2 separate regions of the Homo sapiens genome follow, and region 1 is linked to region 2. A link is a loop called in an ENCODE intact Hi-C map of the cell type or tissue named here. Cell type or tissue: endothelial cell of umbilical vein. All regions are shown on one strand. Links, peaks and the distances in the headings refer to the core of each region. The heading gives the core; the rest is flanking DNA. Region 1 has its middle 59 kb from the start of ASMT. Region 2 overlaps LINC03112 (long intergenic non-protein coding RNA 3112).

Evidence for each region. Peaks named below come from ENCODE experiments on the same cell type or tissue, not always from the same donor. Only the 100,000 strongest peaks of a DNase experiment are listed, where the experiment ranks them.
Region 1: a loop joins it to region 2, with 26 times the contacts of the local background. A loop is called at or near these places in 16 of 110 quality-filtered maps.

What each region holds. Positions count from the first base shown.
Region 1 is chrX:1,670,964-1,676,349 of GRCh38, forward strand. No RefSeq gene overlaps it. Among named protein-coding and RNA genes, the nearest start is that of ASMT, 59 kb to the left of the region's middle. In endothelial cell of umbilical vein, for the core only: a CTCF peak has its summit at 2,505 (motif pointing right); no DNase peak of the experiment used is centred there.
Region 2 is chrX:2,590,200-2,595,585 of GRCh38, forward strand. The region is part of intron 1 of LINC03112 (long intergenic non-protein coding RNA 3112); the gene reads right to left. Among named protein-coding and RNA genes, the nearest start is that of LINC03112, 16 kb to the right of the region's middle. In endothelial cell of umbilical vein, for the core only: a CTCF peak has its summit at 3,270 (motif pointing left); a DNase peak (open chromatin) is centred at 3,262.

The DNA.
Region 1 (5,386 bases), core at 77-5,076, 920 kb before region 2:
ATACGTATTGTTTTCCACGCCACTGACGCAGCCTTGGACAGCTCCTTTGTGGACTGATTGTCAGGTCACCCCTGTGACCTGCATGTATACATCTAGATGGCCTGGAGCAACTGAAGGACCACAGAAGATGACATTCTACCATTGTGATCTGTTCCTGCTCCACCCTTACTGATCAGTTGACTTTGGGACAATACACCCTCCCCGCCCTTGCAGTCGTGTACTTTGTGATATTCCCCTGTCCTTGTGAATGTACTTTGTACGATACAGCCTCCTCACCCTTGGAAAGGTACTTTGTAATATCCTCCCCCGCCCTTAAGAAGGTACTTTGTAGGCCGAGCGCGGTGGCTCACGCCTGTAATCCCAGCACTTTGGGAGGCCGAGGCGGGCGGATCACGAGGTCAGGAGTTCGAGACCATCCTGGCTAACACGGTGAAACCCCGTCTCTACTAAAAATACAAAAAAATTAGCCCAGTGTGGTGGCGGGCGCCTGTAGTCCCAGCTACTCGGGAGGCTGAGGCAGGAGAATGGCGTGAACCCGGGTGGTGGAGGTTGCAGTGAGCCGAGATCGCGCCACTGCGGTCCGGCCTGGGCGACAGAGCGAGACTCCATCTCAAAAAAAAAAAAGAAGGTACTTTGTAATATTCTCCCCACCGTTGAGAATGTCCTTTGTGGCATCCACTCCCTGCCTAGAAAAAATTGCTCCTAACTCCACTGCCTATCCCAAACCTATAAGAACTAATGATAATCCCGCCACCCTTTGCTGACTCTTTTTTATGGACTCAGCCCGGACTCTCTTCACACGGACGCGTGTGACACCGATGTGTGTGAGCAAGAGATTTTGAAATTAAGAGGCAGGAGAGAAGGAAGCTGAGAGCTTGCTATTTCTGTGAACACTGGTTGTTACTGTATCGGGCCCCGTTAGAGTGGACCCTAGCTCAGAGGAGACATTTGATAACTGTGGGAAAATCAATGAATGAATGAAGACGCTAAATTTCTTGCAAGCACTGATGTCTAACTTTTATTCATTTATTTATTTTAGACACAGGATCTTGCTCTGTTGCCCCGGCTGGAGTGTAGTAGTGTAATCCTAGCTGACTGCAGTCTCAAACTCCTGGGCTCAGGCAATCCTCCTGCCTCAGCCATGTGAGTAGCTAGGATTATAGGCCTGTGCCACCATGCTTGGCTAGGTGTTTTTAAAATTTTTTTGGCTGGGTGCAGTGGCTCATTCCTGTAATCCCAGCACTTTGGGAGGCCGAGGTGGGAGGATCTCCTGAGTCCGGGACATCGAGGCTGCATTGAGCCAAGATCGTGGCATTGCAGCCTGGGTGACAGACTGAGACCCTGTCTGAAATGAAATTTCAATAAAATAAATAAAATCATTTCTTTATAGACAGGATGTCAGTATGTTGCTCAGGCTGGTCTCAAACTTCTGGACTTCAAGTGAGCCTCCCACCTTGGCCTCCCAAAGTGCTGAGATTACGGGTGTGAGCCACCATGCTGGCCCTGAGTCTTAACTTTCATAAAAACAATTCTTTTGTGTCTGTGTGTGTGTGATGGAGTCTCTCTCTGTCGCCCAGTGTGTGTGTGTGTGTGTCTGTGTGTGTGTCTGTGTGTGTGTGTGTGTGTGAGATGGCGTCTCGCTCTGTCGCCCAGGCTGGAGTGCAATGGCACCATCTCAGCTCACTGCAACCTCTGCCTCCCGGGTTCAAGTGATTCTCCTGCCTCAGCCTCCTGAGTAGCTGGGGTTACAGGCGTGCACCACCACGCCCAGCTTATTTCTTGTATTTTTAGTAGAGACAGGGTTTCGCCATGTTGGCCAGGCTGGTCTCAAACTCCTGACCTCAAGTAATCCGCCCACCTCAGCCTCCCAAAGTGCTGGGATTACAGGCGTGAGGCACCACGCCTGGCCTTTCATAAGAATACTTCTTAGTAGAATGCTGCCTACCGCAGAATTGCCTTACCTCTCCCCTCACTTTGTGTCCAAAGGGAATTCACAATCTCCATTCCAGGGTTTGAGCTCAGGCTGAGATGAGATTCAGCTCGTCTGGGGACTTGCAAATGCTTTGAAAAGATATGAAAAGGGTCGGGCATGGTGGTTCACGCCTGTAATCCCAGCACTTTGGGAGGCTGAGGCAGGCAGATCACGAGGTCAGGAGTTCGAGACCAGCCTGGCTAACCTGATGAAACCCTGTCTCTACTAAAAATGCAAAAATTATCTGGGCGTAGTGGTGCGCGCCTGTAATCCCAGCTACTCAGGAGGCTGAGGCAGGAGAATCTCTTGAACCTGGGAGGCGGAGGTTGCAGTGAGCTGAGATCTCACCACTGCACTCCAGCCTGGGGGACAGAGCGAGACTCCTTCTCAGAAAACAAACAAACAAAAAACCAAAACAACAACAAAAACAAACAAAAACAAAAAACAAAACTCATAAAGGTATGAAGGGGAGAGGTGCATTCCTGGGTGTAATATTCTCAATGAACACCAGGAGGCGGTGGTGAGGCACCATCCACACAAGCTGTCTTGAAGCGTGAACTGCCTGAAATGGTGAATTTTGTATCCACAGTACCTGGTATGTGGTCAGATACTGGGCTACATGGTGCTGTGAAGGTATCTTTCAGATGAGATGAACATTTTGTTCAGAGTCTGAATGAAGCCAGGGACCACGCACGATGAGGGTGGGCCTCGTCCCATCAGTTGAAGGTCTTAAGTGCAAAGACCAATGTTTTCCAAGGACAAAAGGATTCTGCCTCCCGGGATTCGGGTTCCAGCTGCAGCATTAACTCTTCCTGAGTTCTGCAGCCTGCTGGTCTACCTGAAGAATTTAGTGTTTCCCCTCCAGAATCATTGAGCCAATTCCTTAAAATCTTCCTTTCTTAGGTATCTGTATACACATGCATAAAACCAACATATAACGCCTTCATAGCCAATTCCTTAAAATCTCTCTCTCTCAAATATCTATATGCATGCGTAAAACCAACATACACCGCCTTCATAGCCAATTCCTTAAAATCTCTCTCAAATATCTATATGCATGCATATAACCAACATATACCTCCTACATGGCTATACCTCCTACATGGCCAATCCCTTAAAAATCTCTCTTAGATATTTATATATGTATGTGTAAAACCAACATATGCCTCCTACTTAGACAATTCCTTAAAATCTCTCGCTCAAATATCTATATATGCATGCATAAAATCAACATAAACCTCCTACTTAGCCAATTTCTTTCTTTTTTTTTTTTTTTGAGACAGAGTCTTGCTCTGTTGCCCAGGCTGGAGTGCAGTGGCACGATCTCGGCTCACAGCAACCTCCATCTCCCAGGTTCACGCAATTCTCGTGCTTCAGCCTCCCGAGTAGCTGGAATTACAGGTGCCCACCACCACATCTGGCTGATTTTTGTATTTTTAGTAGAGAAAGGGTTTCACCATGTTGGCCAGGCTGGTCTCAAACTCCTGACCTCGTGATCCGCCCGCCTCAGCCTCCCAAAGTGCTGGGATTACAGGCGTGAGCCACCACGCCCGGCCTTAGCCAATTTCTTAAAATCTCTCTCAAATATCAATACATGTATATATGAAACCAACATATACCTCCTACTTAGACAATTCCTTCAAATTTCTTTCCCTTTCTCTCAAGACCTATAGATGTCTGTATAAAACCAATATATACTTCCTACGTAGCCAATTCCTTAAAATGTCTCTCCTTCAAATATCTATATGTATGTATAAAACCAACATATACTTCCTTCATAGTTAATTTCTTAAAGTCGCTCTCTGTGTATATAGATTTATATAGACATAGATATAGAGATATTATATGTCTACATATAGCTATGCATGAATAAAGCCAATATGTACCTATTATGTATACAAATCCTTAAAATCTTTCCTTTCTCTCTGTATGTATATATATAGATATATCTATATATAGATCTGTATGGATAAAGCCAATAGGTACCTTCTATATTGACAATTCCTTAACATCTCTCTCTCTGTGTATACCTATATATAGATATATAGACATTATATATCTATATGTATGTAAAAACCAACATATACCTCCTACATAGACAATTCCTTAAAATCTCTTTGCCTCTCTCTCTGTCTCTTTTTTGAGACCGAGTCTTGCTCTGTCACCCAGGCTGGAGTGCAATGGTGTGTTCTTGGCTCACTGCAACCTTCACCTCCCGGGTTCAAGCGATGCTCCTGCCTCAGTCTCCCAAGTAGCTGGGGTTACAGGTGCCCACCACCACGCCTGGCTAATTTTTTGCATTTTTACTAGACACGGGGTTTCACCATGTTGGCCAGGCTGGACTCGAACTCCTGACCTTAGGTAATCTGCCCGTCTCGGCCTCCCAAAGTGCTGAGATTACAGGCGTGAGCCACCGTACTCGGCCTAGATAGAGATATATAGCTATTATATATCTATATATTGATATGTATGGACAAAGCCAATATGTACCTCCTATACTGATAATTCCTTAACATCTCTCTCTCTCTGTGTATTTTATATATAGATGTATAGATAGTCTCTGTCTGTGTATATTTATATATAGATATATATTGTATCTATATAGATATATATTGTATATATATATAGATATATAGTATATATAGATATATATTGTATATATAGACATATATTGTATATATATATATATATATATGCATGTAAAAAACCAACATATACCTCCTACATAGAAATTCCTTAAAATCTCTTTGCCTCTCTCTCTCTCTCCCCCACCCGCCTCTTTTTTTTTTTTTTGAGACGGAGTCTTGCTCTGTTGCCCAGGCTGGAGTGCAATGGTGTGATCTTGGCTCACTGCAACCTCCACCTCCCGGGTTCAAGCAATTCTCCCACCTCTGCCTCCTGAGTAGCTGGTACTACAGGTGCCCACTACCATGCCCAGCTAATTTTTTGTATTTTTAGTAGAGACGGGGTTTCACCGTGTTGGCCAGGCTGGTCTCAAACTCCTGACCTCAGGTGATCTGCCCGCCTCGGCCTCCCAAAGTGCTGGGATGACAGGCGTAAGCCACCGTGCCAGGCCTACATATAGATATGTAGCTATTATATATCTCTATATAGATATGTATGGATAAAGCCAATATGTACATCCTAATATTGAGAATTTCTTAACATCTCTGTCTTTGTGTATATTTATATATAGATAAATAGCTACATAGACATTATATATCTATATGTATGTAAAAAACCAACATATACCTCCTACACAGACAATTCCTTAAAATCTCTTTGTCTCTCTCTCTCTATATATATTATCTATCTATCTATCTACCTGTGTCTATATAAGTGTGATTAAAGCCAATATGTATTTCCTATATAGACAATTCCTTCTATATAGACAATTCCTTAACATTTCTCTTT
Region 2 (5,386 bases), core at 271-5,270:
AACAAAACAAAACTGATTTGGTTTACAAATCAAGGTCAAAAATCAAGATTTGGAAAAAATCTTGGTCAAAATCAGGATTTTGACTACTGTTTCTCCATGCCCTGCTCACATGAGAAACCCTCTCTCCCTCCAAGGCTCCAACTCTGTAATCACTTCTCATTCCCAAATCTGTGGGTCAAATCAAGGTCAAAAATCAAGATCTGGGTTGCAGCCGGGCTTGGTGGCTCATGCCTGTAATCCCAGCACTTTGGGAGGCCAAGGTGGGTGGATCACCTGTGGTCAGGAGTTCAAGACCAGCCTGACCAACATGGTGAAACCTCGTCTCTACTAAAAATACAAAATTAGCCAGCCGTGGTGGAATGTGCCTGTAGTCCCAGCCACTTGGGAGGCTGAGGCAGGAGAATTGCTTGAACCCGGAAGGCGGAGGTTGCAGTGAGCTGAGATTACACCAGGGTACTCCAGCCAGGGCGACAGAGTGAGGCTGTGTCTCAAAAACAAAAAGGATTTGGGTTACAAAATCAAGTTTGTAAACCAAATCAAGTCTGTGGTATGGATTTGTGTCCAGTCCCTCTTTATGTGTGCCTTTGTGTTGGGGCGGAGGTGTGGTTATTGTTTTTTCTGATAGTTTTTCCTAATGTGTTATTATTTTTAGTGAGGTTAAGTCTACAGGTTAACTGAGGCATAAACAGACTTGCTATATTTGCTAATTTAGGCAAAACACAAAGCCAATGATAAAAACCGATAAAACCCAATGGACGAAAACGGATGTTTCCGTAATAGCAGGAGTCGCTTAGAGGTTCAAAAGCATTTTACCTTCTTAGTTCATGGTTTCTGCTTTTCTTTAGTCTGCCAGTGTTGTTGTCTTTGGGATATGTCTTTTTACTATTTGCTCAGATTATTTCAAATATGATAGTGGGTAGTGTTGTGTGAAATAGCTAAGATTTTATGTAGATGCTATTAATAAATTTAAACTAACATTTTAGGTGTCCAGCATTTTTTATCTATGAACAGAGCAGCTAACACTAGAAAGAGTTCTCTTTACAGGGAAGCAGATGTAACCCACCTGCTTTTTAGAATGGGGTGGTTTTACAAGGAAACATCTCTCTAGGTTTTTTTTTTTTTTCGTGAGCCAGAGTCTCACTCTGTCGCCAGGCTGGAGCGCAGTGGCACAATCTAGGCTCACTGCAACCTCCGCCTCCTGGGTTCAAGCAATTCCCCTGCCTCAGCCTCCCAAGTAGCTGGGATTACAAGTGTGTGCCACCACGCTCAGCTAATTTTCGTATTTTTAGTAGAGATGAGCTTTCACCATGTTGGCCAAGATGGTCTCGGTCTCCTGACCTTGTGATCCACCCTCCTCGGCCTCCCAAAGTGCTGGGATTATAGGCGTGAGCCACCGCGCCTGGCCGGAAACATCTCTCAAGTTCCTAAGGTAACTGCTTTGTTCCAAAACATAGATTCATTAAACTCAGTGTGTGTGAAAACTAGTAATAAGTTAGCAGAGCTGATGGGGACTTCAGACTTTAGTGTATGTTTTTTACTACCTTATTCCAGCAAATATGGGTTGGCGACAAAACCACAGAAACGATAGAAGAAAGGACATTTTATTTTTAAAATAGCAGAGTGGGAGCCAGTCAGCCATGGATTCAGATGACGAAAACAACCAAAGAAATGTGCACAAACTCTCACAGTGTTATTTCAACAAAGTATATATTTACAGATTGTCTAAATGGGTATGCTTTTTAGCTTTAAGCTTTGCTTTCATTTTTATTTCGTTTGTGGAAAAAAATGTGAAAACCAACAGAGCTGGGGAACACAACGTTGGCCATGCATTCTAATTAACTTGTTTTTTTGGTTTGTTTTTGTTGTTTTTGTTTTGAGATGGAGTCTTACTCTGTCACCCAGGCTGGAGTGCAGTGGCATGATCTCCGCTCACTGCAACCTCTGCCTCCCAGGTTCAAGCGATTCTCCCGCCTCAGCCTCCTGAGTAGCTGGGATTACAGGCACGTGCCACCACACCCATCTAATTTTTGTATTTTTAGTAGAGACGGGGTTTCACCATACTGGCCAGGCTGGTCTTGAACTCCTGACCTCAGGTGATCCGCCCACCTCAGCGTCTATTCTTTGTAACAATCATGTGCCTTGATTTAAGAATTCCCATGTGCTCAAGCTTCTTGACCATCAGAGTGATTGTAAGATAAAGTAAGAATGAGACACCTTGAGGTCTCATTCAGGCCAGTGGGGATGTGTGGGGAAAACAAACAAACAAACCAAAAAAACAGGAAATATGGGTTAGTCACTAACCCTTTAATGGTGTTTCCTGTGTGTTAAAACTTTTTACGTAGAGCCACTGCCTCTCAGGTAGGCAGGACTGTGTCCTTTGTCAAATGAAATAGTGGGGGCAGCAAGTTGAAATCACCTGTGTGATTTAAACCCATGCATTACTTGGGGGAGAACTGTTGACATAATTCAGTGTCAACAGGGGAAGGAACATGTTCTCTTTCCAGAAGGGTATAAAGGTACTGGCCAGGTGCAGTGGCTCACGCCTGTAATCCCAGCACTTTGGGAGGCCGAGGCAGGTGGATCACCTGAAGTCAAGGAGTTCATGACCGGCCTGGCCAACATGGTGAAACCCCGTCTCTACTAAAAATGCAAAAATTAGCAGGGCACGGAAGCAGGCGCCTGTAGTCCTAACTACTCGGGAGGCTGAGGCGGGAGAATCACTTGAACCCAGGAGGCGGAGACTGCAGTGAGCCGAGATTGCTCCACAACACTCCAGCCTGGGCGACAGAGTGAGTCTCTGTCTCAAAACAAACAAACAAACAAATATATATATATATAATATAATATAATATCAGACCAGCTAAAATCACATGTATATGTGGGTCAAACATAAATGTGGTGTTTGAAATGTCCCTTTTCTTTGACACAAAACTTCATTTTTCAAGTATAAAGCCCGATTTTGATGCCCATTTGCGGTGTGCAAGTCCTCATTATTCCAATGCTTCAGAGTCCGTGTTACAGGCAGAAATGTAAATATTTATTCTGTAATCGTCCTTTAATTTTTTTTTGTTCTTTCCTGCATCACAAAGTTTTTGACTGGCTGTTTCGGAAGACTATGTGATAGTTTCCTTTAACAGGGGGAGAAGAGCCCTTCATGATGGCGCTGAAGAATGATGATGCCTGTGTGTGTGCGGACCTGACCAAATTCTCAGGTTTGGGGTTACCCTCTAGATAAAGATTCTGATGGGGAGAGGGAGCTGTGATTTAGTTAATGCTTATCTGACTGCGCCACCTACCGGCTCGGCAGGGAATATGCTGCCTGCCTCTGAGGTTTTCACCGAGGCTGGGTACGGTGGCTCACGCCTGTCATCCCAGCACTTTGGGAGGCCGAGGCGGGAGGATCACGAGGTCAGGAGTTCGAGACCAGCCTGGCCAACATGGTGAAACCCCCGTCTCTATTAAAAGTACAAAAAATTAGCCTGGCGTGATGGTCGGGCGCCTGTAGTCCCAGCTACTCGGGAGGCTGAAGCAGGAGAATGGCGTGAACCCGGAAGGCGGAGTTTGCAGTGAGCCGAGATCTCACCACTACACTCCAGCCTGGGCGACAGAGCGAGATTCCATCTCAAATTAAAAAAAAAAAAAAAAAAGGTGTGTGTACCCCTGCACCCCTGCAAGGGGACACGAGGCACCATGGCCACCTGTCATCGTTCTTAGATCTGAGAAGAGTGAAAAAAAAAAAAGTGCTGTGTACAGATAGATTTTGGAGTTTTAAAGCCTGCTTGCTGTGGGAGACTTTTCAGTATTCAAACTTTTATATTTAAGTACAATTTTTGATGATGTTGTGTCTTTTTTTTTTTGAAATGGGGGTCTTGTTCTGTCACCCAGGCTAGAAAGAAGTGGTGCCATCACAGCTCACTGCAGCCTTGACATCCTGGGGGCAAGCAATCCTCCCACCTCAGCCTCCAGACCAGCTAAAATCACAGGCGTGTGCCACCATGCTCAGCTAATATGTTTGTTTGTTTGTTTTGTAGAGACGAGGTATCACTATGTTGTCCAGGGTGGTCTTGAACTCTTGAACTCAAGAAATCCTCCTGCCTTAGTCTCCCAAAGTGCTAGGATTACAGACGTGCGTTACCGTGTGCAACCTGATATTTTATCTGACAATGGTAGGGAGGGGCCAGAAGAGTCAGGGAGAGGGAGATGGAGACAGAAAGGAAAAGGAATAAAGAGAGAGAGAGAGAGACAAGGAGAGAGAGACTGATGGAAATTCTTTTTCCACCAACCGAGAAGAGAAGCAGCATCCCATCAGAGGGGGTTGATCCAAGCCATCTACTGTATTAGTTCATGAGAAATGACTGGCTGTAACACATGAGCCCTGGAATTTCTGTGGCTTAACAATTAAATAATTATTTCTCACTCATCCAGTTGTCCAGTGTAAGACTTAGGGACCCCTGAGCAGGCGGCCAGCTCTCAGCAAAGACAGCACAGTACCAGGGAAGGGTCACAGGAATTTTGGCACATGGCCAGCTGGTTCCACTGCACCTGCCCAGGGACGCTGGTCTCCAGGCTCCTGGCTTCTCAGCCTCAGCACAGATGTCTGCATCCCCAGAATTTTAAGGGAGGCTGCTGGAAGCCGGGGCAGGAGGTGGGATGAGAATGAAGCTTTTCAGAGCAGAGACCATAACAGACCAATTTTCAAATTGTCTGAAAATGGAGCATGACCCAAATTCTTAGGAGACTCTAGGGAGGAGAGGGAACCGCAATAATAGCCGACATCACATTTCCCAGGGGAGTGGAGTCTAAGAGTCAGATTTGAGTCCGTTTAGATTGAAATTGGAAAGATACAGAGATGGAAGAGTCTGATGTTTCCTCAAAAGGTTAACCGAAGACATACCATATGTAGTAGTTTGTTTTCACACTGCTGATAAAGACATACCCAAAATTGGGCAACTAACAGAAGAAAGAGAGGTTTAATGAACTTATAGTTCCATGTGGCTGGGGAGGCCTCACAATCATGGCAGAAGGCAAGGAGAAGCAAGTCACGTCTTACATGGATGGTAGCAGGCAAAGAGAGAGCTTGTGCAGGAAAACTCCCTTTTATAAAATCATCAGATCTCATGAGACTTATTCACTACCATGAGTACAGCATGGGAAAGACCTGTCCCCATGATTCAATTACCTCCCACAACACATGGGAATTCAAGATGAGATTTGGGTGGGGACACAGCCAAACCACATCACCCTATGAGCCAGCAATTCTGCTTCTGGGCACATACTCAAGAGAAAAACGAGAACACGTGTCCACCAAATAGCTTGTACATTTATACACGTAATGTTGATAGCTGCACTACTCAAAATAGCCAAAAAGTGAAGGTGACCCAAACGT